6 separate regions of the Homo sapiens genome follow, and all the other regions are linked to region 4. A link is a contact called in ENCODE Hi-C or POLR2A ChIA-PET data. All regions are on one chromosome and are shown on one strand. The core of a region is the stretch at or near the end of the contact, and the rest is flanking DNA. Distances in the headings are between cores, read along the strand shown. Region 1 overlaps HBS1L (HBS1 like translational GTPase). Region 2 has its middle 17 kb from the start of MYB. Region 3 holds the start of MYB (MYB proto-oncogene, transcription factor). Region 4 overlaps SGK1 (serum/glucocorticoid regulated kinase 1). Region 5 holds the start of HBS1L (HBS1 like translational GTPase). Region 6 has its middle 52 kb from the start of MYB.

Evidence for each region. A loop is a pair of places that touch in the nucleus more often than their neighbours do. ChIA-PET counts read pairs that join two places held with the same protein, here RNA polymerase II (POLR2A). Pooled maps may share reads with other maps.
Region 1: a loop to region 4 is called in a pooled map, with 3 times the contacts of the local background. The contact joins two enhancer-like sites. A Hi-C loop is called at or near these places in 12 of 37 single-sample maps with no recorded cell type and 7 of 50 pooled maps. POLR2A ChIA-PET finds 5 or more read pairs at or near these places in 2 of 52 experiments (B cell and activated B cell).
Region 2: a loop to region 4 is called in a pooled map, with 3 times the contacts of the local background. The contact joins two enhancer-like sites. A Hi-C loop is called at or near these places in 1 of 168 maps with a recorded cell type or tissue (CD8-positive, alpha-beta T cell), 1 of 37 single-sample maps with no recorded cell type and 7 of 50 pooled maps. POLR2A ChIA-PET finds 5 or more read pairs at or near these places in 1 of 52 experiments (T-cell).
Region 3: a map of CD8-positive, alpha-beta T cell shows a loop between it and region 4 (6-fold over the local background). The contact joins the promoter of MYB here to the enhancer-like site in region 4. A Hi-C loop is called at or near these places in 3 of 168 maps with a recorded cell type or tissue (B cell, CD8-positive, alpha-beta T cell and naive thymus-derived CD4-positive, alpha-beta T cell), 7 of 37 single-sample maps with no recorded cell type and 13 of 50 pooled maps. POLR2A ChIA-PET finds 5 or more read pairs at or near these places in 1 of 52 experiments (GM12878).
Region 5: a pooled map shows a loop between it and region 4 (2.4-fold over the local background). The contact joins the promoter of HBS1L here to the enhancer-like site in region 4. A Hi-C loop is called at or near these places in 7 of 50 pooled maps. POLR2A ChIA-PET finds 5 or more read pairs at or near these places in 2 of 52 experiments (H1 and naive thymus-derived CD8-positive, alpha-beta T cell).
Region 6: a pooled map shows a loop between it and region 4 (2.6-fold over the local background). The contact joins two enhancer-like sites. A Hi-C loop is called at or near these places in 2 of 37 single-sample maps with no recorded cell type and 9 of 50 pooled maps. POLR2A ChIA-PET finds 5 or more read pairs at or near these places in 1 of 52 experiments (CD4-positive, alpha-beta T cell).

What each region holds. Positions count from the first base shown.
Region 1 is chr6:135,012,639-135,016,779 of GRCh38, forward strand. All of the region lies in intron 4 of HBS1L (HBS1 like translational GTPase), which reads right to left. Among named protein-coding and RNA genes, the nearest start is that of MIR3662, 35 kb to the left of the region's middle. Within about 2 kb of position 1,858, at least 3 of the 41 ENCODE cell types and tissues checked have a DNase peak (open chromatin) inside an H3K27ac peak, as active enhancers do.
Region 2 is chr6:135,161,763-135,166,556 of GRCh38, forward strand. No RefSeq gene overlaps it. Among named protein-coding and RNA genes, the nearest start is that of MYB, 17 kb to the right of the region's middle. RefSeq lists an enhancer at 1,604-1,673. Within about 2 kb of position 1,694, at least 3 of the 41 ENCODE cell types and tissues checked have a DNase peak (open chromatin) inside an H3K27ac peak, as active enhancers do.
Region 3 is chr6:135,178,466-135,182,756 of GRCh38, forward strand. It overlaps MYB (MYB proto-oncogene, transcription factor), which reads left to right and starts at 2,843. Exons shown (of 16, transcript NM_001130173.2): 1 at 2,843-3,071. The coding sequence starts at 3,049. RefSeq lists silencers at 1,962-2,071, 2,512-2,561, 2,632-2,851, 2,912-2,961, 4,011-4,090.
Region 4 is chr6:134,233,238-134,237,608 of GRCh38, forward strand. The region is part of intron 2 of SGK1 (serum/glucocorticoid regulated kinase 1); the gene reads right to left. Among named protein-coding and RNA genes, the nearest start is that of SGK1, 83 kb to the right of the region's middle. RefSeq lists enhancers at 2,564-2,723, 2,764-3,053, 3,194-3,243. Within about 2 kb of position 2,899, at least 8 of the 41 ENCODE cell types and tissues checked have a DNase peak (open chromatin) inside an H3K27ac peak, as active enhancers do; they include B cell and GM12878, where a contact is called at or near this core.
Region 5 is chr6:135,052,971-135,057,227 of GRCh38, forward strand. It overlaps HBS1L (HBS1 like translational GTPase), which reads right to left and starts at 1,852. Exons shown (of 18, transcript NM_006620.4): 1 at 1,679-1,852. The coding sequence starts at 1,721. LOC124901405 (a long non-coding RNA gene) reads left to right here and starts at 1,923. Exons shown (of 2, transcript XR_007059775.1): 1 at 1,923-2,516. RefSeq lists an enhancer at 2,011-2,060.
Region 6 is chr6:135,127,215-135,132,047 of GRCh38, forward strand. No RefSeq gene overlaps it. Among named protein-coding and RNA genes, the nearest start is that of MYB, 52 kb to the right of the region's middle. Within about 2 kb of position 1,502, at least 3 of the 41 ENCODE cell types and tissues checked have a DNase peak (open chromatin) inside an H3K27ac peak, as active enhancers do.

The DNA.
Region 1 (4,141 bases), core at 608-3,107, 780 kb after region 4:
TACCCCTCAAGATCCACCTCTTCCTTGCAAACTCCCATAAACAGACTGAAAATCCCTGACATAAACACTCTTGTTTTCTCACATGCATGGCCATGGCTCATCTATTTCCATGTTTCATGCAAAAGCCACTACTTTCATGAAAATTATACTTTAATTTTATTGTGCCAAGATTTGTGATTATTAACAGAAGGAAGCCATGGCTTCTTGGTAATGCATGAATCACAGAGGCCAACTCCAGCAATGTATGAAGAAAGACTCTTAGATTCATTTCACAAAGATTTACTGAGAGCCTCTGAGGTAATTACCAACAGAATAAAGCACATATAAAGTTACATGCATACTTTTCATACCCTCAAAGGAGAATCCCAACAAGCTTTCCACACCAAATGCCTCCAATTCACCAGCCAGTTAGGTTAGTAGATAAGACATAGACTCTGCTGCAACACAACCTGAGTTTGAAGCCAGGCCTTGCCACTGCATGACCTCAAGTGAATCACTCAACTTTTCTCTATGCCTAGTTTCCTCGTCCATAAAATAATAGTATCTGCCTAACAAAGATGTTAGGAGAACTGAGAATTAAATGAGCCAATACATGTAAAGTACATGTAATGACTGGCACATATGAAAGCACACAGTCCGTGGGTCTCTGCCAGTCACCAAAATGCCAACTTCTTTTTCTCATGTGATACCAGGACATTTACAAACACAAATTACTCTCTACCTATCACATATTCATTCATGAAGGGAAGGCGAGAAATGCCAACTGTGTGACACTGAGCTAGGTACTGAAATAAACAGACCCAAGAATGTGGTGAGACATAAGATTAGAAAAGCAGGTAACTCATTTAGAACCATGTCTAATATTTCACTTGATCTTGAAACATAAGAGCCACTGAAGGAATTTAAGCGTTGGAGAAACATATCATACTTTTAAAACTTACTCTGACCCCAGAATAGAAAATGGATTGTGGAGGCAAGATTGAAAGGAAAGCAGTTAGAAGATTGTTGTACAAATACATGTAAGAAATTCTACAGTGATCTAAGAGCAATGGAGATAGAGAAAGGAATATTTAAGAGACTTTACTTTAAAAGATATTACAGTCAGACCTTCATATCCTTGGGTTCTGCATCCATGGATTAGACCAAACACAAATTGAAAATATTTGAAAAAATTTACAAATAAGTATTTAACTACTATTTACATAGTATTTGGTATCTAGATTACTTATAATCTAGATTCCTTTTCATGTAATGGTAATTTAAAAAAGTAATCTACAGATGATGTAGAAGTATACAGGAAGATATGCATAGGTTATATGCAAATACGATGACATTTTATATCAGGGATTTAAGCATCAGCAGATGCTTGATGGAGGGGGGTACCAGAGCCGAAACCCAAGGAAACAAGGGACAAGTGTACAAGGTAAAATCATGAATCCTTGATATCTGAATGAACAGAGGAGATGAGAGAAAGGACAGTCCTCAGATTTTCTGCCAAGAAAGAAAGGGTAGATGGTGATGCCATGAACAAACAGGAAATACCTTCCAGGAAACTAAGAGAAGTCTGCTGGTCAGAATCTTATTTCTCTTACTCCTTTCATTCAGCACAAAATTACAACAGTCCATAAAGGAACTCTGCTTCCTCCTCCTAAGCAGAAACTGTCACCAAAAATTTTATTTTATGAAAGACTGCCTAGATACGATCTTGGATCTTCAGAGTTTTTCAGGTTAAATTATAGCATGTTCTTGGCACTGAGGACACAAAGGTGAGTGACAGACTGTTTTTAGATAGCTTTCATTCTAACAGATGTGATGAACAGTACGATAAGATGAAACGAAAAAAAGAGACAGAGAAATTAAGATAAGTTTCTAGGAGACCACAACCACTGTGACTGCAGCTGAACAAGTACTATAGTACCGGAAATGAGTAAGAAGGAACAGACATGAGAGTCAATACATTAATAGAACATGGAGATTAATTAAATCTTAGGAAGGCAAAACATAGGAACCTCAATGACTGCTATGACTCTAACCTAGACACTGTTCATGAATATAGACACATTTGGTCAGAGATTCCTTTAAGACATACAGATAGAGGCCGGCTACAGTGGCTCATGCCTGTAATCCCATCACCTTGGGAGACTGAGGTGGGCAGATCACCTGAGCCCAGGAGTTCAAGACCAGCCTGGGCAACACGGAGAAACTGTCTCTACAAAAAAAAAAAAAAAAAAAAAAACCACAAAAAAATTAGCTGGGCATAGTGGTACACGCCTGTAGTCCTAGGTACTCGGGAGGCTGAGGAAGATGGATTGCTTGAGCCCGGGAGGCGGAGGTTGCAGTGAGCCAAGATCATGCCACTGTACTCCACCCTGAGCGGCAGAGCAAGACCCTGTCTCAAAAAATCAAATAAACAAAAAACAACCCAGACATACAGATAGAAATCCATAGAAAACAGTTGGATAATCAGGTTTACAGGAATGTTTACCAACATTAAAACACATGAAGCAATTCAAGACCTAGATTGCTTATCGAAAATGAAGAATGAGAAGGCAGCCAATGAAGGAACTCTTAATACTCAATAGAGAGGGAGGCTGAAAACAAGTATTTACCTTCCTCATAGAATCCTTACATAGAATTGAGATTCACATATCATACAGTTGGAGAGCCATATGTTAGAGGTCATTTGGTCTTGTCCATCATTTTACAGATGAAAATTTAAGTGAGATTCCAAAGTTCACATGGCTGATTAGTGGAGTTCTCGCTCTGGTGTTCTCTAGGTTGCTTCCACGGCACCCTCCCCTTTCCACTCTCTGTCCTCTAAATCTCAGGACCTCATGGAAGTGGTATTCCCAAGGTAACTGAAGCAGGGTGATTTTGAAGTTGAATGTATACAAAAACTGCCAACAAAGTGCCTCTAAATGTAAATATACACACACATACTGATTTATTTATTTTTCTTGGGGGACAGAGTCTCGTTCTGTTGCCCAGGCTGGAGTGCAGTAGCGTGATCTTGGCTCACTGCAACCTCTGCCTCCCGGGTTCAAGCAATTCTCCTGCCTCAGCCTCCCCAGTAGCTGGGACTACAGGCACACGCCATCACGCCCAGCTAATTGTTTTGTATTTTAGTAGACATGGGGTTTCGCTGTGTTGCCCAGGCTGGTCTTGAACTCCTGAGCTCAAGCAATCCACCCACCTCAGCCTCCCAAAGTGCTGGGATTATAGGCATGAGCTAACGAGCCCAGCCTTTTTTTTTTTTTTTTTTTCCAGACGGAGTCTTGTTCTGTTGCCCAGGCTGGAGTGCAGTGGCATGATCTCAGCTCACTGCAACCTCCGCCTTCCTGGGTTCAAGAGATTCTCCTGCCTCAGCCTCCCAAGTACCTAGGAATTACAAGTGCCTGCCACCATGCCCGGCTAATTTTTGTATTTTAGAAGAGATGCGGTTTCACCATGTTGGCCAGGCTGGTCTCGAACTCCCAACCTCAGGTGATCCGCCCACCTTGGCCTCCCAAAGTGCTGGGATTACAGGCCGGAGTCACCATGCCCAGCCCCTCTAAAAATATTAATGCTTTGTCCAGATCACGATTTTGTGAGTTTAAGTGAGGTTAACCATCATTAACATCTACTCAGATACTTCTGAATAACAGTTAATGTTAAAACCAATTATTCTGATTAGGTTTAATGTTTGCATTTCAGAATGTCCTAATATACATAGTTAAAGCCTAGCAGTTAGTTCATTTTCTGCTTAACAAAGAGAAAGTTTCCGTTTACTACAATTTTTACTTCCAATGGGGAACCTGAAGGCTAGGCTAATCTTCCTTTAATAATAAACACCTGGATACTGTCCACTTAACATTCTGTGAATGCCGATTTGGGGAGGTGAGAAAGGTATATTCAGGCTCTAAAGCATACATCACAACATGATGCTATCAACTTTAAGTCACACATGATAATCTCAAATTGCTAAAAATAATAGCTCCAGACCAAAATGATGTAACTTGCATATCAAGCCTTTATTGCATATTCTCATGTAGCATATACTGTTTTCTGTCTATATTGTAAAATATATAGTGCCTTACCTCTTCAACTAAACTAAGAGTTCCAGAAGTTTATTTTATGATATATTTTACAATATCCAGTCCAG
Region 2 (4,794 bases), core at 444-2,943, 930 kb after region 4:
CTGCAAAAGTAAAGGAAGTTAGAGGGCGTGCCTGATGTCAGCCAATGGAAACACACCAGCTGATTAAGGAGGGGCATTATTTCACTTAAAAAGGGGCTCTTGCTTCTCTCTAAGGACTCAAAGGCTGATCAATTCAATGAGAAAGACAACATTGAAAGGACTTGAGTGGTGGGTAACCAGAACTAGAACTCCACAGGAGAACATCAATTGTAGTCTTTACAAATATGTGTTTAACTACAGAAAGAGTGCTTAAAGGACAGTCCAAAGAAACATCTTTGTGTATGAGTGTGAAGGAAACAGAAGATATCAGTTAAAGAAAGGACAAGAAAGGAAATGAAAAAGAGGTGTGAGATTTGTCAACCTTTTCCCTAAGCGCCCTTTCCAGTTCTCAGTGAGTGCAATATAATAACTACCCAACATGACAAAAAAACTCATCATGAAACTTCAGCCAGTGGCAAAGCAGAATGAGCAATTTCATAGAACACAACCAACAACTGACATGAGGTCTGCAACAGAACTACAAAAGGAAGACAAGTTAACTGTTAAACCTCCAACAGTTATGTTCTGCTGGGTTAGGAACAACAAAATTTAGAGGCCACATAGTCTTACATTTTATCCCAAGATGTAAATGTTTTCCTTCTATAAGCTTGCTTAGAAATTGAACACACCAAACTATAGAAGATTTTTTCCTGTAATTTGTTGTGCATTATCAGCTATTTACGTAATTACTCTAATTAAGCTAGTTACAGCAGTTCCTGTAAATATGTGAAAGATCACTGAAACATGTAATTATGTCCTTATATCATTAATTAAACTGTATCAGCTGGGAAAATTACTATAACTATGTCTGGAGGTGTCATTAGTCTGTGTAATGGAGACATAGAATTCTTTATTGAACTATAATAAAGTGTTCTGCATTAATAATACATTTAAAACACCACTTGTGATTTTTTAAAGTTCCAGATCTCAGCATAAAAGAAATATGTATCTTTTACTCCACAATGATTTGAAAAACGGACGCAGGTTTTAGGCTTTTTTTATTACCAACTTGGGTAGAAGGCAAGTTGACAAGTGGGCCCAGTTCCCTAGTGGCCATTCTTGGCATTGCAGCAGGAGCGGCAGCATCAAGCCCTGGGCTCTTCCTCCTGGAAGAGGCTCAGCCAAAGCTCATGCTGGGAGAACTTCCCTGCTTCCCATGCTGAACCCGCCCCAACTGTTCCCTCCTAGGTTCTCATGCACCCACGAACCAACCTCTTTTCTCATCGTTTATATGTAAATAGATGTCCGAATGCCCCTAGCCAAAATATTAGATTAATAATAGTAAGAAAAGGAGTAGAAAAACTTCAAAGTAGTACATTTTTTAAAATAGAATTTCAGGCTGGGCATGGCGGCTCACGCTGGTAATCCCAGATACTCAGGAGGCTGAGGTGGGAAGATTACTTGAGCCCAGGAGGTCGAGGCTGCAGACAGTCATGATTACACCACTGTACTCCAGCTTGGGTGACAAAATGAGATGCTGTCTCAAAAAAAAAAAAAAAAAAAAAAAAAGAAAGAAAGAAATTTAGACATCATGAATATGATAAGTGCAGCTGAGAATCCAGTCTTTCATGCCTTCAAATCAGTCAGTTTCTGTCTCCTTCTGAGGCTGGCCCTGCAGTCAGCACTTGGAGATACCTCAAGCCTTATACCAGGAGGCAGCACCCTGATTCAGTCAAGAAAAAACGCAGATCGCTCTGCCAGGGGATGGCATACCGTGGCCACAGACACTCTTATTGGTTCAAAGGATGCTCAATATGAAGAAAAAGGTGCCTAGGACTGAAAAGATGAGGGGATCCCCAGAACTTCAGAAAGACACACAGGAAACCCCCTCCTTCAGAAAATAACAAACAGAGAAAGCTTTCAGTTCTTCAAGTGCAAAAAATAAAAGCTTATGACTAGAATTCTGATTCTCTTTAGTTTAATGTGTATTTCTGGGGAGAGGAAAAGATTAACGTTCTTATACCAAAATCTTACACAAGGTTTCATCTTTTTTTGGAAATCAACAACTACATTTTAAAAGCAAATTCTTTGAACTAGAAGTTTCTGACTTTTAGCAGAAAACTACACGATTTAATTTTTAATAATTATAAAATACAATACTTAGATTTGTCTCCAATCTTTGTATGTAGCAAATAACATACTTGACTATGGTTCCATCAAATTCACATTTATGGATGAAATAGTTGTTTAGAACTAGATTTAAATTAGTTGAACTTCTTTCAGCTTCATTCTGTAAGGCAGAATTAGGTTGATTCTACAAAATGGCACATAATAAGACACGAGTGACTCCTCACTTTTTGGGTCCAACAGTAACTTCATGAATCTAATGACTGCTATGGAAACTCTCGCCTTTAAAAAACGAAAACTTGAATATATTCATTGTATTTTACATAAAATTTTGTCTCCTAAAGTCTACTCACAGACCTAAAATATACATTGAATTTTTAATTTGTATGAGTGTTTTCTATCAGGAGCACTGAAGTAGAGTGAGAACTTAATTAAAAACGTTTATTTATTTATTTGTTTATTTATTTATTTAGATGGAGTCTCGCTCTGTTGCCCAGGCTGGAGTGCAGCGGCGTGATCTCGGCTCACTGCAAACTCCACCTCCCAGGTTCAAGCTATTCTCCTGCCTCAGCCTCCCGAGTAGCTGGAATTACAGGTGTGCGCCATCATGCCTGGCTAATTTTTGTATTTTTAGCAGAGACGGGGTTTCACCATGTTGGCCAGGTTGGTCTTGAACTCCTGACCTCAAGTAATCTGCCCACCTCAGCCTCCCAGAGTGCTGAGATTACAGGAATGAGTCACCGCGCCCAGCCTAAAAACTTTTAAGGAAAGAAAATCATGGCAGATAATCACATGCCACATAGAATACTGGCAATATTTTAATGTACACACTGGTCAGGAAATTAGACCAACTTTTAGTACACAAACACTGCAAATATTGCTACTTCTACTTCCCATCCTTCCTTCCTTCAATTAATTTTCATATAGGTTCAGAATGTTCATTTTATGTATATATACATACTTTTATGTATACATATATATACACATATACTATTACATATATATATATACACACATATACTATTTTATATATATTTCTATTTCCTAACATATTCCTGAGGTAACACTGTCTTTCCGATCCTGCAGGGTTGCCATCACTGACTCCCAGGTGATGCAGCCTCTGCAGATCTATCCGCTGGCTCCAGATTGTCAGCTTCTGTCTTTAGTTCTGAATTCCCCCACCTTCAGGAGTTATCTGGTATTCTCAAAGAGAAGGGTGGCTAAGAAGGGAGGTTTCTTTCCAAAAACTCCCCTTAGGCAAGGCAGGCAGAACTGTGAAGAGAAAACAGAAAATAGGAGAGCTTGTTCTTGTTTTCTGAATCCCAAAGAACGTCACCCCCAATGCTGTCACTCACTAAATGGAGCATCTCAGGAGGAGAGATGCTGCAGCCAGTCTCAGAGGAAGGATCTCAGTCTCCTGGACATATCTGTTGCTTTCTTTCACTTGGTGATAGACAAGCCACGATCTCATTTCAAAGCCTTCAGTTAGGCTATGGGATGCTACCTTCAAAATCAAGCTTCTCTTAGATCTATATAGAGGTGGAACACAACATGAAGATTGGATATCTAATATTGGCCTGAGGTTTTCTTTGTTCTGGGAAGTAATCACTGGAGCGACTCTCTTGGTATGACATGCATGGCTGCAGAGTTCCTCCCAGGAGACTGGACAGTCAATGGAGTCCCTCATGCCACAATGGATTCACTCATCTCTTTTAGGTGAGTAGTTGCTCTCAGAGAGCAGTTCAAGAGGCCTTGGCATGATTGTTTACAGTAAGGAAAACAAGAATCTATTTTTTAAAAAACTTTTAGGTTCACAGGTACGCGTGCAGGTTTATATAGGTAAACTTGGGTCATGGGGGTTTGTTGTACAGATTATTTCATCACCCATGTACTAAGCCTAGTACCCAATAGTTATTTTTTCTGCTCCTCTTCCTCCTCCAGCCCTCCACCTTCAGGTAGGTCCCAGTGTGTATCGTTCCCCTTTATGTGTCCATGTGTTCTAATCATTTAGCTCCTGCTTAAAAGTGAGAACATGTGATATTTGGTTTTCTGTTTCTATGTTAGTTTGTTAAGGATAATGCCCTCCAGTTCCATCCATGTCCCTGCAAAGGACATACTCTCATTCTTTTTTATGGCCACATAGTATTCCATGGTGTATATGTACCACATGGAAAATAAGAATCTAATACTACAATTCTTAAAGACTTCGATGATAGCCAAAAAACTATATGTCTTTGAAGAAATTATTTTTAAAAAGCACTTTATAACATGTTGAATATAACATGCATTTATGAGTACTATATTTATTAGAGAGGCAGAGCAAAACTGAAAAAGTCCTCTTTCCAAGGCTACCAAATGCAATACACTTGCTAAGATTTATCACCTACCTAATGAGGTTAATTGAGATTTTTTTACTCCAGAGTCTCATGTGGGCCTATTCTTGACCAAACCCCCGCTCAAAAACTAATGTACACCAAGAGGTAATGGTTACAAATGGATCAATGTGGTCATTTAATTCAAAGCAATGGTTGGAACAGGAGTCTGACAACACCCTAGGGTTATTAAGTGTCAGAACAACAGGGAAAGTAACTTTGCTCAGGGCAATCTACTGAAAACACTTAACATTGTGCTGTGCACGGTGGCTCACACCTATAATCCCAGCACTTTGGGAGGCTGAGGAGACAGGAT
Region 3 (4,291 bases), core at 1,593-4,092, 950 kb after region 4:
CTAGGGGGACAGCCTGGGACTGTGCATCTTTCATGGGTACACCCAGCAATTCTGATACACTCGAAAGCAAGTTTGTCTAACCTGTGACCCGCAGGCTGCATATAGCCAAGGACAGCTTTGAATGCAGCCCAACGCAAATTTGTGAACTTTCTTAAAACATTATGAGTTTTTTTGTGGTATTTCTTTAAGCTCATCAGCTATCGTTAGTGTTAGTATATTTCATGTGTGGCCCTTCTTCCAATGTGGCCCAGGGAAGCCAAAAGATTGGACACTTGGGCTCTAAAGATTGAGGATCACTGCTCTAGTGTTGGCCAACTACTCTAGTGTTGGCCTGCAGACTCAATACAGCCTTTGAGCTAAAAACGGTTTTTACATTTTTAAAGGGTTGTAAAAAAAGACAAAAAGAAAGACAGACAAGGAAAGACACAGAAGAATATACAACATAGCCTACAAAGCATTTACTATCTGGTCTTTTACAAAAGAGTTTTCTGACCCCTTTCTAGTGCACTGCAAATGAAAGGCTGTACCCAAATTTAGCTCCAGTGCAGCCCTGCCACAGCTGAAATAACTGATGTAGCAAGCAGATCTTAAAAAAAAAAGTGATGAAATGTGTAAAGTTGTCATCTAAAAATACTTTTGTAATAATTATAAATGGAGAGAGAAAATGTATAAATACAAACATTCTGTAATGAGTTTAAAAATATAGTTTCATCCATACAAGAATTTTGATAACTCCATTTGATTCTGTTTTTCCATAAGCTTATCAGATAGCAATATATCCAACATTAGCCTAATAAAATTACTGCATGTGAATTCTTTATTGGACTATGCATATTCCCAAACATATTATTGTCATACAACTGAGGGAAAAATGTAAAACTATATCTGGGAAATGAAAAATTATAAATTCTCAAAATGATACATAGGAAAATGATTTACAAAGAAAAAAAGGAAAACTGAACTTAGTATCTTTCTACTTTAAAGGGGTTCAAGAACTTAGGAGTAGTTACACACCTCCTAAAATCTTGAAAAAGAGGCTATGAACTCACTTCACAAAGGGTTCAGATACTCACATTGTGTCCAAGAGACTCAGCAATTGGGAATCTTGCCAGTTAGATTCATAAAGCAATCCGAAAGCCAGAATGCAATTTCTTTAGGGGTGGTTTCTAGATGTTTATTCTAGATATTTTTAAAAGATTTTGTTTATTTTTGATGTGAAGAAAGAAAATTATTATAGAATCTAGAAATAAATATTGGCTTTAAAAGTATTAATTTGCCTTGTCCTTTGTAATTGTGATCCGAAATATCTCACAATAATTTTGTTTCAGTGTTATTTTCTTCTCAGGAGGAAAGGAATGTTAAAACCTTACTAGCAACTAACACTTGATAAAGATTTAAACTATATAACAATTTTAAAGAAAGTCTAAAACACCAGATAGTCTTGAAACCTCGCATGCTTCACCGTTTAATAAAATTATGACTCATTTTAGTAAGAACATGCTTTTTTAGTAAGAAAAAATGCTTTCTGAGCTAAGTTTGAACTGCTGGGGCACATGGGACACCCACAAACCCAGTCAGCAGAAGTCTCAAACTCCTAAAAGATTAAAGGAAAAATACATTAGTGTGTACAGAGAATGAAAAAAAAATCCCCAATGGTTCTAATCTATAAACGGAAGTAAAACTAAAACTCCCCTAAAATCCCCCCAGTCATCAATCCTTATAAATTCAGCACTTATCTTCTTCCTTTACTTCTGGAGACCCTCATTAAACAACACGAAAGCCTTTGCTGACTTTTATCTCGTAAAATAGAGCCCTCAAATGACACTAAGCAGGGATACCGACCTCCAAAATCACAAACTGTTTTACTTCTAAAACCATGCATGCAAACGTGGGGTTTCCTGAGTTCTGCTAGGGGCGGGCTGTCTGGACCCCCGTGTATTTTTTTTTTTTTTTTTTTTTTTTTTTTTTTTTTGCAGGTGTGCAATCCAGGGTGCGCGCTCTGTGCAGGGAGGGGAGCAAAGGTGTGCGGTGGGCACCGCCTGGGCCGGGCGGGGCGGGGTGGGTGGGGCCCGGGTGTGTGCTGGGGTGAGAGTGAAGGACATGTGACAATACGACGGTGGCGGCTGCAGGATCCGGGAGGGGAGTGAAAGCTCCGCTGGGGCGCTCCATTAGTGAGCGGTGATGGTTGCCGCCCACTTGTATTGAAGCGTCCTTTGTCACTAACAAGTTAAATTAGAGATGTTATTTATTTAAGAAGAAGGAAAAAAAACCCTAGCCAAACAGCCTATGAATACATATGCTCACATCCCCTACTCCTCCAACTCCTAATTTCCCCGTCTCCAGAGGGCACAGTTGTAAACCTTGACGAAAATCCAATCTTCTGTGCGGGAATTTCCCCCCACCGCTTGCCGCCCCCGCGACAGTGAGTGGGAGCTGGAGGAGCTCTGGTCCCGCTGCCCGGGAGCACGCGGAGCCGGGCGACCGCGGTGCGGCAGCCAGGGAGGAGGGGAGGCGGCGGGACTGGGCGCGGGTCGGCGCCGCCGCGACCCGGGAGCGGGGTTTGCTCAGGAAAAGGCGCCGTCGCGGCCCCCGGCCACCCCTCCCTGGCCCCGGGCTCCCTGCCCGCGCGCCTCCCGGGCCTCGCGGCGCGCTAGGCGCACCGCGGCGGCGCGAGCGCCGAATGGGAGCGGCGACCCGGCCAGCCCGGCAGCCCCGCGGGCGGCAGCCAGGGCGACCGCGGAGGCGGCGGGCAGGGCGCGTGCGCACTGCAGGGGCGCCAGATTTGGCGGGAGGGGGAGTGTCCAAAGCTCTTTGTTTGATGGCATCTCTGTTTACAGAGTTTACACTTTAATATCAACCTGTTTCCTCCTCCTCCTTCTCCTCCTCCTCCGTGACCTCCTCCTCCTCTTTCTCCTGAGAAACTTCGCCCCAGCGGTGCGGAGCGCCGCTGCGCAGCCGGGGAGGGACGCAGGCAGGCGGCGGGCAGCGGGAGGCGGCAGCCCGGTGCGGTCCCCGCGGCTCTCGGCGGAGCCCCGCGCCCGCCGCGCCATGGCCCGAAGACCCCGGCACAGGTAACGGGGAGCCGGGCGGGCGGCCGAGGGCGGGGGCGCGCGGGGGCGCGCGGGGCGCCAGGCTCCCGGGAGCAGGTGGGAATTCGTTCCGGGATCATCTGAGGGGCTGTCAGACCCTCCGAGGACCTGGAGCCCCTGCCTCGGCAGCAGAAGCCGCTCCAGAGACTGATGAATGGAAGAGTCTTTGCGGGAAATGTATCCGGACGTTGGGAAGCACGCCCTGCGGCTCATTTTGCAAGTTGCATGGGGATACATTTTTCTTTAGGGGGAAAAAGAAAGCACGTTCCAGCCGAGGGCAGAGCGGTGCCCACCAGCCCCGGGGAGCCCACCAGGTGCCTGGCTTGATGCCGCGGGTGTCGGCGAGGGATCCGCAGCGTAATTGCTGGATGCATTGAGATATGTTTGGACTTGGAAGTGCAGAGCATATGGCAGATACAGGGAAAATGCTGGATTGTTTAGTAGCTGCAGGTAGTTCATTTAAATTTCATTCATTCTTTATGGAGGCGAGGACCAGTGTCAGCTGACAGGCGGCTGAAAAGCAGATTTTAGGGGGATAAAGGGGTCTCTACTTTTGCAAATTGTCTTAAGACCTGGTTTTGGAGGTTCGAATCATTTTTCTCTGAAAGGCTTTTACTTCCACTGCAAACATTGCACGCGCACCCACACGCGCCGCCGTCGCACATGTCACTGCACTTAGGGAGGCTCGCCGGGAAGATGGGTGCAGTCCCTTCACATTTTTGGCCGGACAGATGGGAAGAGGGAGAGGAGGAGGAGGAGGGAAATCCTCGTCCGAACTGTCAGTTGCTCGTTCCCCAGTCTCCACCGGCCTCTGGACTTTCCCAGCAGCACACGCCGGGGCTCCCTGCGAGCGGCGGGTGCCAGGGCTAGCTCGGCAGCCGTCGCAGTCGCCACTCGGCTCAAGGGGACAGAGGCCGGCAGCACCCAAGGCCGCTGCCGCGCAACCGGGACGCGATCCCCGCGGGCTCTGCCCCCAGGCGAAAGGTCCCTGCGCGGCGCGCACACGTGGATGCGGCTGAGGTCGCCGCGCCTTCTCGCACCCTCCTTCAGCCGCCTTAGGTCGCCCCGGCCGAGGCGCGGTGACCGGACAGACCCTCGCGAAGGAGTTCTAAGGCGAAGTCCATGGAGGCAAAGCAAATCCATTCGCCTTTCCTTAGATTGTTTGATTTTCTCCTACTGGTTTGTTGTTGAGCCTGCGGGCG
Region 4 (4,371 bases), core at 1,649-4,148:
ACTTGAATGCATTTGTATCCCACTTATAGTCTTCAATTCTAATTTGGTGTTCTGGTAGAGTTTCTCTGGACTTTTGCAAAAATAAAGCTCTCTCATACTAGTTCAAGAGATGGTTCATGTTGCGTCACTGGGTAAAGAGGAACAGGTAGTGTCAAAGTTCCCTTCTGAGGATTCTCCTTTAGGTCCCATGAGCATCAATCATTATTTCTATTGACTAGTTTCCCCAATAACTTTCTCCCAAAGTAAATGAAAATCCACATGCCAGGGCAGCACTATGTTGAACTTGTCAAAGACCAATACTGAATATGCCAGACACGGTTATCTTCAGCTACCATTTTGAAGGCCTGAACCCTCATAGAGGTATTAACGAACTCGAAATTGCATACTTGCATATGTTGTAATCATTTTCACCCTGCTTTCCAAAAAGAAAAAGAAGAAAAAAGCAATAAATATGGGATTTAAATATAATTCATGCAGAAATAGGCCAAAACATTCCTAAAGACTCTAAATTTATTCCTAATCACACTGATGCCAAACTAAATTGGCATGGTTATTCTACTAGATTCTGATTCTTTTTTTTTTTGGCCAGAAATTTGCTGGAAAAACACAGAACTGGAAAATCCATCCAAGATTAAACAGAGGAAAAATATTAGAAAAAAATATTAAATAGAGGAACAAAAACCTATTTTAGTTGTAGTTATAAATTTCTAGAAATTCATCTTTGAATTTAGAGAAATACATCAGTGTCATAGTAAAATAACCTTTATTCTTTATAGACACCCTTTTCTGAAACCAAGCAGTTGTATTCAAAACAAGTCCAAATTTAAGCAAGAAAAAATTGTTTTAATAATAGAACATTTTAAAAAACCAATGTATTTCTGGCCAAGAGTGGTGGCTCACGCCTGTGATTCCATCACTCTAGGAGGCCGAGGCAGGCAGATCACCTGAGTGATCAGAAGTTCAAGATTAGCCTGGCCAACATGGTGAAACCCCATCTCTACTAAAAATACAAAAAATTAGCCTGGTGTGGTGGCATGTGCCTGTAATCCCAACTACTCAGGAGGCTGAGGCAGGAGAATCGCTTGAACCCCAGAGACAGAGGCTGCAGTGAGCCAAGATCGTGCCACTGCACTCCAGCCTGGGCAAGAGAGCAAGGCTCTATTTCAAAAAAGAGAAAATAAAATACAAATAAAAAACCAATACATTTCTAGCTTGTAACTAGAAGGAGAGACAAAAAGACCAACTTAAAAATAGTAAGTGTAATGAGAGTATGATGTGAAGGAGCTGTTAAGTGATCTCAAATTAATGGTGCTCAGAAATGTGAACTTCTGGAATTCACGTTTAAAGACTAATTGGAGGGCCGGGTGTGGTGGCTCATGCCTGTAATCCCAGTATTTGGGAGGCCGGGGCGGGTGGATCACCTGAGGTCAAGAGTTTGAGACCAGTCTGGCCAACATGGTGAAACCCCATCTCCACTAAAAATACAAAATTAGCCAGGTGTGGTGATGCATGCCTGTAATCCCAGCTACTCAGGAGGCTGAGGCAGGAGAATGGCTTGAACCTGGGAGGTGGAGGTTGCAGTGAGTTGAGATTGCGCCATTGCACTCCATTCTGGGCAACAAGAGTGAAACTCCATCTTATAAATAGATAAATAAATAAGACTAATTGGAAAACTTGGAAATTATTTAGAAGACAGCTCCAAGGATGGCAAAATGAGTCAAGTATTGGAAAAAAAGACCAATGAGGAGAGGCAAACAAGACATAATTAATTTTCTTGAAGAGAAGACCAAATGACAATTGAAGAAGACAGTCTATGAATTTATAGAGAGCTTTATATACAGACAGGGTTGGTTATCATCGCTGAGTATAAAACAAGGGAAACAGGCTTGGTGTGTAGCATAATGGCTTTGTTCGACACAGTAAAGCTAACTAAATGTCAAAATAAGATGCAGGTGGAGGTTGAGCAGTCTTTTCTAAAGCCATGAATAATAAGATAGCAGCTTCTTTGTATGGCTCTGACTGAAGGTGAGAGATGTGCTATGTAAGCTTTCACATCGCTTCCAGGGCTAAGATTCAGGTCCTTGGGGAATATCTTCCTGAATTCAGGGAGTTAATGCCAACTCTGAAATCAAATTACTGGAACATAGTAAAGAAAGCGGGGGGAGGAAGCAACTAGAATCAAGATGAAAATGTAACTTCAAACCCTGTTTAGAAAAAAATAATGAGATTACTTTAAAATAATAAAATTTATTATTAAAAATTTAGAGAAGTTTTGACAAGGAGGAAGTGGAAAAAATAGATATTTTTATTTATTTATTTATTTATTTATTTATTTATTTATTTATTTATTTTTGAGACAGTTTCCCTCCTGTTGCCCAGGCTGCAGGGCAATGGCACGAGCTCGGCTCACTGCAACCTCCACCTCCAGGGTTCAAGTGATTCTCCTGCCTCAGCCTCTCGAGTAGCTGGGACTACAGGCATGCACCACCATGCCTGGCTAATTTTTTTTGTATTTTTGGTAGAGAAGGGGTTTCACCATTTTGGCCAGGCTGGTCTCAAACTCCTGACCTCAGGTGATCCTCTCTCCTCGGTCTCCCAAAGTGCTGGGATTATAGGTGTGAGCCGCCGCACCTGGCCATAGATATTTTAGATAAGGAACAAGATCAAGCATTAAACTGTGAACAAGGTATTTCTAATTAACTAATTTTTTTTTTCAAACACAGCCTTAGGAAACGTGACTCCAACCATGGAGAGTTTAGGTCAGCCCTGATTTTGAGGCCACATGCTCCATCCTCACAGGTGGGTGAGGTCCCTTAGTTGGTATTGTTTGATGATTCTATTAGTTCTTGACTTTTCTGTATATATTTTAATGTACAGTAAAGGGATTGTAGTATTGGCAGGTTTGTCCCAAAATAGACTGTGAGTCAGTTATGAAGGAGGGGGATTCCAGGAACTAGAATTTAAGAGTGAGGAAGTTAAACACAAATTTACATATGACTCAGTACTAACACATTTTACATAATATTGGGTACTTTCTCTTCCTGTAATTGCCTCTATGCTTCATTTGTTGTTTTCACCAATAGCCCTAAATAAGTGGTTTTAAAAAACATTAAGGGAGGCTGGTAGATCACGCCTGTAAGCACTTTTGGGAAGCTGAGGTGGGCGAATTGCTTGAGCCCAGGAGTTCAAGACCAGCCTGGGCAAGATGGCGAAACTCCGTCTCTACAAAAAATACAAAAATTAGCTGGGCATGGTGACACGTGCCTGTAGCCCCAGCTACTTGGGAGGCTGAGATGGGAGGATCACCTGAGTCTTTGAGGTTGAGGCTGCAAAGAACAACAATCTCCCCACTGCACTCCAGCCTGGATGACAGACCGAGACTCTATCTCAAAAATAAATAAGTAAATAATGAATTTTAAACACACACACACACAGACCCACACACAACCATTAAGGGATGACTAATTTGGGGTGTCTTGCCAGCAATTCAAATGTCTAAAATAGCCTTATTCTAGCATTGAATGTTAAAGCCTTTTTCTTTAGACAGACTAATTGCAGAATGAAATGGTTTGCTACCTGTTGAGCTCCAATTCTCCCCTTCTCAAAAAATCAAGAGGCTATGAACTCGCAAGTGTTAATGGGATTCAGATAGAAGCCATCACTGCTATTTTAAATTTTCCTGTGTCTCCCACTAACATTATATCCAAACATCAAAACATCCACAACAATCATCCCCAAGGTTGCTGCTGTATTATTTATAAATGAACACATTGTTGGGTGAATACATTCCACTTTTGAAATTAATTTTCTTTTTCTTTTTCTTTTTTTTTTTTTTGAGATGGGGTCTCACTCCGTCACCCAGTTTGGAATGCAGTGGCGCGATCTCAGCTCACTGCAACCTCTGCCTCTGGGGCTCAAGCGATCCTCCTACCTTAGCCTCCCAAACAGCTAGGACTGCTGGCACATGCCACCATGCCCGGCTAATTTTTTTGCATTTTTGGTAGAGACAGGATTTCACCATGTTGCCCAGGCTGGTCTCAAACTCCTGAGCCCAGGTGATCTACCCACTCTGGCCTCCCAACGTGCTAAGATTACAGTCATGAGCCACTGTGCCTGGCCTGAAATTAATTTTCACTGGTTTATTTTCATAAAATAACGCTGGACACAGTGGCTCATGCCTGTAATCCCAGCACTTTGGGAGGCCAAGGCAGGCAGATCACTTGAGGTCAGGAGTTTGAGACCAGCCTGGCCAACATGGTGAAACCCCATCTTTATGAAAAATACAAAAAATTAGCCAGGCGTGGTGGCATGCGCCTGTGATCCCAGCTACTCAGGAGGCAGAGGGAGGAGAATCGCTTGAACCCGGGAAGG
Region 5 (4,257 bases), core at 602-3,101, 820 kb after region 4:
CTAACTGGGAAGAAGAGAAATAAACTGGACCTTAATGAGTACAACTTTTATAAACAAGAAAAGGGGATGAACCTCCTTAATGTTACAGGAACAGCTTGGTTATGATGTCACCAATTGTTTCAAAGAAGCATGACAACATGACAACCTAACCTCAAGAAGCCAAGGTGCTCCCTGAGGCCAACCACCTCTCCTCCATGAAGCATTCCTTAACGTAGAAATCCTGCTTAAATTCCCCCCAATCCATTCTGAATTAAGTGTTCTCATCTGTGTATCCCTCCCATAGCGTTTTCTCAGTACCTTTTGTAGCATTTTTCATACTCTAATAATCTGTAACTCGTATAATCTTCTCCTTTTAGACCACCCTCAAATATCTTACTTTCAGTCCTCAAAGCTTAGAACAGTACTCTAAGCACTAACTTAATGGTGGTTGAGGAAATGATAAACAACTATTAAAGAAATGAATGAATAATAAATAGGCCTATTCATGTACTTTATATTTGCAAAAATCTCTCTCAATCTAAAGTCATTTCTTAGGTGACAATGGTCCACATGCAATACCATCCACTGCAATATTTATTTAAAAGGGCCTCCATTCTAAAGTAACCACCAGAAAATTCACATGTTCTAGACGGACTGAGGTCACAGGTTCCAAATGGAGAACAGGGTGTTAGCTGCCCTCACTCTAGTTAAAGCATACTGATGTTCTATAATAATCTACTGGGGTGCCAATGACAATCACCAACATATTAAGCACTACATGTTCTGCACTTCGTAAAGCATAGTTCTTTATTCTTCTCCTGCATTAGTTCATTTTTGTTTATATTTTTAGTTTATGTGATGCTTGGTGATGCCTATAGTTATCTACTGCATGAAGAGGGATGTGCTCCTCCTAAAAATAATTCTAACTCCTGTTAACTCCTACAGAACATTCATACAGACATTTTTATTTCATTTTTTAATATCAAAAAGTCCTTTCCTATACACTCTTTCCTCTAGTACTGCCGTTTATTTACATTTCAAAATACATTTATATCAAGCATTACCAGCCAAGAACTAAGTATAAACTTCAAGATCCATCTGATCGACTCATTCTTTGGGCCTTTTTAACATGTGTCTTTTCTACCGTCTCCTAAGTTTCCACTTTGAAATTCGTTGAAAAATAAATTAGCGCAAACTGATTCTGCACTAGGTATGTATGGACATACACAAAAGGTTTACCATGTAAATCTAACACAGGTACACGTCCGTTGAATGTATTAAGTCAATCTGTGTTTTACAAATAAGCAACGTTTCATGGACATTTCTCAAAGGGGATCTGGGAGAGAGGAGCTAGAAGCAGGCACGTTAGTGCCCAACATGGGAGGAAACAATGGAAGAGGTGATAATGCTTACGTGCCTAAATATCACCGGATCTCAACCTCACCAATATCCTACCCATATGACGCTATGCAGCACCTCCCCCTCCCCAAATAAAATCAACCCCAGAGGGCAGAAATCATGACTTAAAAACGACGGCATTTGAAAGCACTAGAAGGCCTGTTATATTCCCCAACTGGGGCTCTCCCAATCCCGACAGGGCAACACTGACGAGAAACTCACAGATTGAAGTGGATGCCAACGGGCTAGGATCCCAGCTGTAGCCGGGAAAAGAACGTCCCGGCATGACCCTGCCACCTACCTTCATCGTAGTTATAGCCTCGAACATTCCGATGCCGGGCCATGACGGCGGAGAGGGCGTTTGCCACAGCCCCTTAACTCCTTCCAAAACACTCCGCTTAGATACTGATAAGGCGCCAACTGCAGCCTGGAGAACCCCTATGCGCCATCTTGGCTTCCCGCAGGCCTCTGCGCCGAGCGCCTGCGCAAGCGCGACGTCTTAGCTGTGCACCGCGCGACGGCAATGCCTCAGGGTCACTGTCCGCCTCCCTGAGGGCGCATGCGCACTGCTGTGCATGGCGGGACGAGGGGAGGGAGCGTTTGGGAGTGGCCCCACCCAAAGGTTGGGCGACGGAGGGGGATGGGGAAATCCGCCGCCTAGAATTGACTGGTTTGGACTAAATGTTGCAAGCGGGGAACCTTGAGCTACCTACGCCAGCGTTCTGGATTATTTTCCAAATTTGGTTCCTGATAATCTGAGAAAGCTATGCGCTCAGTAAGAGCAGGGACCTTGTTTTATCAAACTTTGATCTTTCATTAAGCACACAGTGGGCATTCAACAAACTTGTGTAAACTTGGAATCAGATTTAGCCCAGGCCGGTGCGGTGGCTCCTTCCTGTAATCCCAGCACTTTGGGAAGCCTAGGAGGGCGGATCGCTTGAACTCAGGTGTTCGAGACCAGCCTGAGCAACATAGCGAGGCTCCGTCTCTACAAAAAATACAAACACTAGCCGGCCCTGTGGTGCAGACCTGTAGTCCCAGCTACTGAAGAGGCTGAGGTGGGAGGATCCCCTGAGCCCAGGCGGTCGAGGCTGCAGTGAGCTGAGATCGGGCCTCTCCATTCCAGCCCGGGCGACAAAGTGAGTGAGACCTTATCTCAAAAAAAAAAAGAGTCCAAGCTTTAGAGAAGGAAATAAGGCTATTTTTAAACGGGTATATATTATTAAATTGAGACCCTGGCTATATTAGGTCACCCTGCATTCATATAATTTACGACTTCATGTATTCACTCCGTTCGGCATTACTATCCCTAGTAAACAGCGATTTGCCCTTAGCTATGTAAACGATTTTAGCTATATAGACGATATTTATCAGCATCATAAAGAAGGATTCACTGAACATTCATTGAAGACATAATTGTGTGTAACATTGCGAGTATTAAATATAGCTTTTTAGACATAGCACTGGCCTTAGGTGGTAATGCTGAATGTTGTTGATGCATGAATCTATAACCTGCTATTAAATGTCCTCATTTCTCAGAACATAAAGTTAATAATGCTATATAAGAAACCAACCTCATTATACTGAACACCACTTCAGTTTTAGCTTGTGTTTTTGAAATGATGATACTTCACATCAAAGGCAAATGTTGAGTTCTAGAGATAATTAAAAGCTTCCTCAGCTTTTTGCTATGCACAATAGAAAGAAATAAGAGTAATCCAAATTTAGTTTATATTTGTAAGTGGCTTGGAACGTAATTTATTCATGCATTTGAATGTGTTTGACTACAAAAATAGTTGTTTAATGTGGCTCCAAAATAAAAGTTTACAGAAAAATAGAGATAGTTGCTAATGTTACATGGCTTAAGTGTTTTTATTATTTTACACCCTTAGGTAATTTTTATTTTGCAGCCTGTTTCTTTGTAAAAAGGAGATAGAGACACTAACTCGCGAGCTGTGAATAATGTATCCGTATAAGAGGATTTATCACAGATCATAGTAGGTGCTTAAAAATATTGTGTTATTGGCCGGGCGCGGTGGCTGACTCCTGTGATCCCAACACTTTGGGAGGCTGAAGCAGGCGGATCATGAGGTCAAGAGATCAAGACCATTCTGGCCAACATGGTGAAACTCCCTGTCTACTAAAAATACAAAAATTAGCTAGGCATGGTGGCGCGTGCCTATAGTCCTAGCTACTCGGGAGGCTGAGGCAGGAGAATCGCTTGAACCCGGGAGGCAGAGGTTGCAGTGAGCTAAGATTGTGCCACTGCACTCCAGCCTGGAGACAGAGTGAGACTCTGCACCCCCCCAAAAAAATTGTGTTATTAAAATACAAATGGCAGCTTCCACTCCACTGTAATTGTCAATTACAAGCTTAACTACAACTCACTGAGGTATGAAGTGAATGAGTTATAGACCACATAAGCAAAGTACTACAGGAACAATGAATAAGAAAACGTTACTTCTGTCAGATAATATATAATTTGCCCTTAGGTCGTCAATAACGCACTCCTTTAAAACTCTAAATATTGCACAGCATCTACTGCATCTCAAACAGTAGAGCCTCAATGGCAAAGCCTTCACTGACTTCTTCAGAAAAAGTTAGGATTGTTCCACTCCCCTCAGGACTCTGTAAGGTGTGGGCAGGGCACCGTGGCTCACGCCTGTAATCCCAGCACTTTGGGACGCTGAGGCGGGTGGATCACCTGAGGTCAAGAGTTCCAGACCAGCCTGGCCACCATGGTGAAACCCCCATCTTCCACTAAAAATAAAAAAAAATTAGCTGTGCGTGGTGGTGGGTGACTGTAATCCCAGCTACTCGGGAGGCTGAGGCAGGAGAATCGCTTGAACCCAGGAGGCAGGAGTTGCAGTGAGCTGAGAT
Region 6 (4,833 bases), core at 252-2,751, 890 kb after region 4:
GAAACAAGGTTCTATAACACCACCAAAAGATCACACTAGCTCTCCAACAATGGATCCAAACCAAGAAGAAATCTCTGAATTGTCAGATAAAGAATTCAGAAGGTCGATTATTAAGCTACTCAATGATACATCAGAGAAAGGTGAAAACCAACTTAAAGAAATTTAGGCCAGGTGCGGTGGTTCACGTCTCTAATCCCAGCACTTTGGGAGGCTGAGGTGGGCAAATCACCTGAGGTCAGGAGTTTGAGACCAGCCTGACCAACATGGAGAAACACCGACTCTACTAAAAATACAAAATTAGCTGGGCGTAGTGGCGCATGCTTGTAATTCCAGCTACTTGGGAGGCTGAGGCAGGAGAATCACTTGAACCCAGGAGGCAGAGGTTGCGGTGAACTGAGATCATGCCTTTGCACACCAGCCCGGGCAACAAGAGCAGAACTCCTTCTCAAATAATAATAATAATAATAATAATAATAATAATAATAATAATGGCATTTGCAGCAACCTGGATGGAGTTGAAGACCATTATTCTAAGTGAAGTAACTCAGAAATGGCAAACCAAACATCATATGTTCTCACTCATATGTGGGAGCTAAGCTATGAGGACTTAAGGCATAAGAATGATAGAATGGATTCTAGGGACTTGGGGGGAAGGATGGGAGAGGGGTAGGGGATAAAAGACTACACATTGGGTACAGTGTCCACTGCTCAGGTGATGGGTGCACCAAAATCTCAGAAATCACCACTAAAGAACTTATCCATGTAACCAAACACCACCTGTCCCCCAAAATTATTGAAATAATAAAAAATTTTTTAAAAATTTAAAAAAGAACTGAGTGCTTAACAGACAGACGATTGTGCTGCATGGAAGCCAAGGAATTCAATCCATTATGAGAGTGTTTATTTCTGGATTTATTAAGTTAAGGTGTCAGTTCTGACCATTATCCTTTATACAGAAGTTGCTTGGAAGTGGATCAAATAAGAAAGCAGAGAAAAAGAAAAAAAAAGTCCTGAAAGAACCCTAAATTAAATTAGAGGGTGATTATAATGGAAATATTAGATCTTTTATTTTATAATCACACATTATCTTTATCACAAAATATGAATTCTCGAGCCTTGTGAGTAACTTAGCATGTGTTGACCAAAGAGGGTTAGAAACCATTCCAGGAACAATTACCTGGAACAAAGAACTGAGCTTGTAGTAGCCCAGGGTGGCAGGGTGGGGGTTACTATACACATGTTCTATGAGGAGGGAGGCATAGAGAGATGAAGTGGAAAGAAATAAAGTAAAAAGCATCTTTTATATTTGTAAGTGGCTGATTTTTCTTTCCAAATTTCACTGCCAGCACTAAATTTACTATAAGCCAAGACTTCAAAGTCAACCTTAATTGTTTTAAAGAGAATGAAAAAGAAACAGGAAGAGAAATGACATCTTTTCACATCCTGAACAAGCCAGTTTTGACATTGATAGGGAAAGGGGGTTGATTCATAATAGGTCAGATGTGATGGGAAGCCAATAGTGAGACATTAGTTCCATTTGTGGTTTGGCTGTGAACTGCCAGGCTGCAGAGTGTGAGAGTGAGCCGCAGGCCCCGATTCTCGCCTTTTCCTCTTGTAATATAAAATGTCCTCATCTGTGGGACAAAAGTAGATGCATTTTAAAAACAGGGTTAAGAGTTTAAGGGAAGAAGGATATACATGCATCTCTTTATGTCTGAGAACAAGGAAAGTTACACCCATCATTGGAAGGCCTTTCTGAGAAGGTGACATTTGAGTTGAGCTCCAAATGACCAAAAAAAAAAAAAAAAAAGATATTTGAAGATCTCAAGGACAGTGTAGGAGACAGAGAGACCAGGCAGAGCCAAAAACAAATATGTCCCTCAAACACATACAAAAAAACTTTGCTGAGGGAGCAGCAACTAGTTTCTAGGTTTGAGAATATCTAGAAGAATCCAGGCTCCAACAATACAGCTCAGATTGTTCCTGTGGCTGTGAAGCCACAGCTGCCGTAGCCGCTGTAGCTAAAGAGGAAGGAGCCACCATGTAGGGCTGTGACTGACAGAGACCACTGGACCTGCACACTGGCTTGACTGGCCTTGTGGAGATTCTGGTTTTCCTAGCAGCTGCCCAGAGGGCCAGCTAATGCAGCTCTTACAGGTGGTGGAGTTCCAACTCCATAGGTCTACTTTGACCTATGAAAGAAAGGAGACAGGAAGGAGCCGACAGATGAATAGCTTGCTCTTCCTCCTTTCTGAGGGCCTGTTTCTAGATGTTTTCATACAGCCTTGGAGCAGTTCTGTGAGACCAAGTGATCAGGAAGACGGGCCAGCAGCGCAATGCACCCTCTGTATTTGCTCTCCCTCCTCTCCTGTCTTACATTCCTTTTCCCCTCTCTTGCCTCCTGGGATTGCACTCCCTAATAAAAAATTAACACAGAAGCTTTTGCCTTAGGCAGTTTTCCAAGGAACCTATTCAAAGACACATGCATTAATTCATTTCATCCTCACAGAAAGCTCATGAGGCAGGTACTCCTTTTTTGTTTTTTTTGTTTTGTTTTTTTTTTTGAGACAGAGTCTCAAGCCCACACGGTCGCCCAGGCTGGAGTGTAATGGCGCAATCTCACCTCACTGCAACCTCCACCTCCAGGTTCACACGATTCTCCTGCCTCAGCCTCTCGAGTAGCTGGGATTACAGGCAAAAACACCACCATACCCAGCTAATTTTTTGTATTTTTATTAGAGACAGGGTTTCACTATGTTGGCCAGATTGGTCTCAAACTCCTGACCTCATGATCCACCCGCCTCAGCCTCCCAAAGTGCTGGGATTACAGGCATGTAATCTGAGACAGGTACTCTTAATATCCCCATGATATAGGGAAAGAAACTTAGCACAACAGTTGTGCAACTTACCCAGAGTCCTGCAAGTGCTAAGTGGGCCAGCTGAACTGCAAACCCAGGTGATCTAGCTCCATAGCCTCTATATTGTACATCATGTAGACTCAGGCCACTCTCACAGTATAGGGGCTACATTCAAGATGGTCCTGCAGATGCTTTGACTTCGTAAATGAGCCTAGTATTCTCAGGGAGTGCTGCCCGCCTGTCCCTACCTTTTGGGAGAAAGGTCATGAAGTAAATTGTTATGACTCCTTGGCCCACATCGCTGGACTCGTTGCATTGGAAGGGACCTGGCCTGCATAAGTGTCGAATCTCTATCAGTGGTACCATTAACCTCTTAACAAACATCTATTCTGTGTGGAGTACTGTTTCAGGTTCTAAGCATTTCAACTAATCAGAGATGGCCATGATACTTACCCTCGAGAGTTAGGGAAACAGCAAATACAGAAAAACAGGCTAGGGCTAGGCACAAAATTGTCTTGTGCACCAAATTTAAGGTTGTGGGGGGTGTGTCATAAAAAACAAAGTCATCCAGGGAAATAATATTCTAATGAATAATTTTAGAAATCTGAATTAACACACAAAAAATCATGATGAACAAAATATTAAAATTTTAAATGCAGGTAAGATCAGTATCAGTGCCTTCCCAAACCATATTGGAGCCTGAGGCAAAAAGAATAATCAGAGGTACCCACTCCTCTCCCTAGTCCCGCCCTGTAGGAAGGAATCAATAATTCAAGATGCATATGTCCATTTCTTTGGCCCTCAGGGCCACACTCAATCCCAGAATAGAATCAAGACTCTCTTTTAATAACTTCAGTATTAAACTTCATTCGGATGCTTTATATAGCACTAAAATGGACAATTACCATCCATTCCCAGCATGATACTCTCCCACAGCCATCGTGTGGGCATAAAATAATATTCAGAATTGAAATAATCTAATTAACCTTATCTTTAAAAATGGGATAAACCACTATTTTCTTATCGATTTTTAAAAATCTTTGAGTTAAATAAGAAGTAGGATTACAGGTGACTGAAAATGTCAAGATTCAGTAATATTCTGTAAATGAGGAAACTGAAAATAGAATATAAGCACTAGCTTATATCTTTATTTTTATCCTATTATGATAAGTGATAACAATATAACTATATGCAATAATTTAAATTTTGAAATTCCCAAACTAAATGTAAAAAAAAAAACTATGAATTTCTAATGAAAAATGAAAAAGCTAAGCCATGTATGGTGGCACATGTCTATAGTCCCAGCTACTCTGGAGGCCAAGGTGGGAGGATCACTTGAGCCCAGGAGGTTGCAGTGAGCTATGATGGTGCCACTACACTCCACCTTGCATGACAGGGTAAGACCTTGACTCTGAAAAAATTTTTGGCCGGGTGCAGTGGCTCATGCTTGTAATCCCAGCAGTTTAGGAGGCTGAGGTGGGCGGATCACCTGAGGTCAGGAGTTTGAGACCAGCCTGGCCAGCATGGTGAAACCCCGTCTCTAACAAAAATACAAAATATTAGCCGGGCATGGTGGCTGGCATCTGTAATCCCAGCTACTCGGGAGGCTGAGGCAGGAGAATTGCTTGAACCCAGGAGGCTGAGGCTGCAGTAAGCGAAGATCTCACCACTGCACTCCAGCTTGGGCAACAGAGTGAGACTCCAACTCAGAAAAAAAATAATAATAATTAAATAGAGACAGGGTTTTGCCATGTTGTTCAGGCTGGTCTTGAATGCCTAGGCTCAGGCAGTCCTCCTACCTCAGCCTCCCAAAGTGCTGGGATTACACGCATGAGCCACTGCATCTGGACAAAAAAAAAAAAAAAAAAAAAAAAAAAAAAAAAAATTTAAAAAAAATATAGCAAAATACTATAAACTAGGGGGAAACATAACATAAAGAAGATTAAAATTACAAAGCTATATGTCTTTATGTATG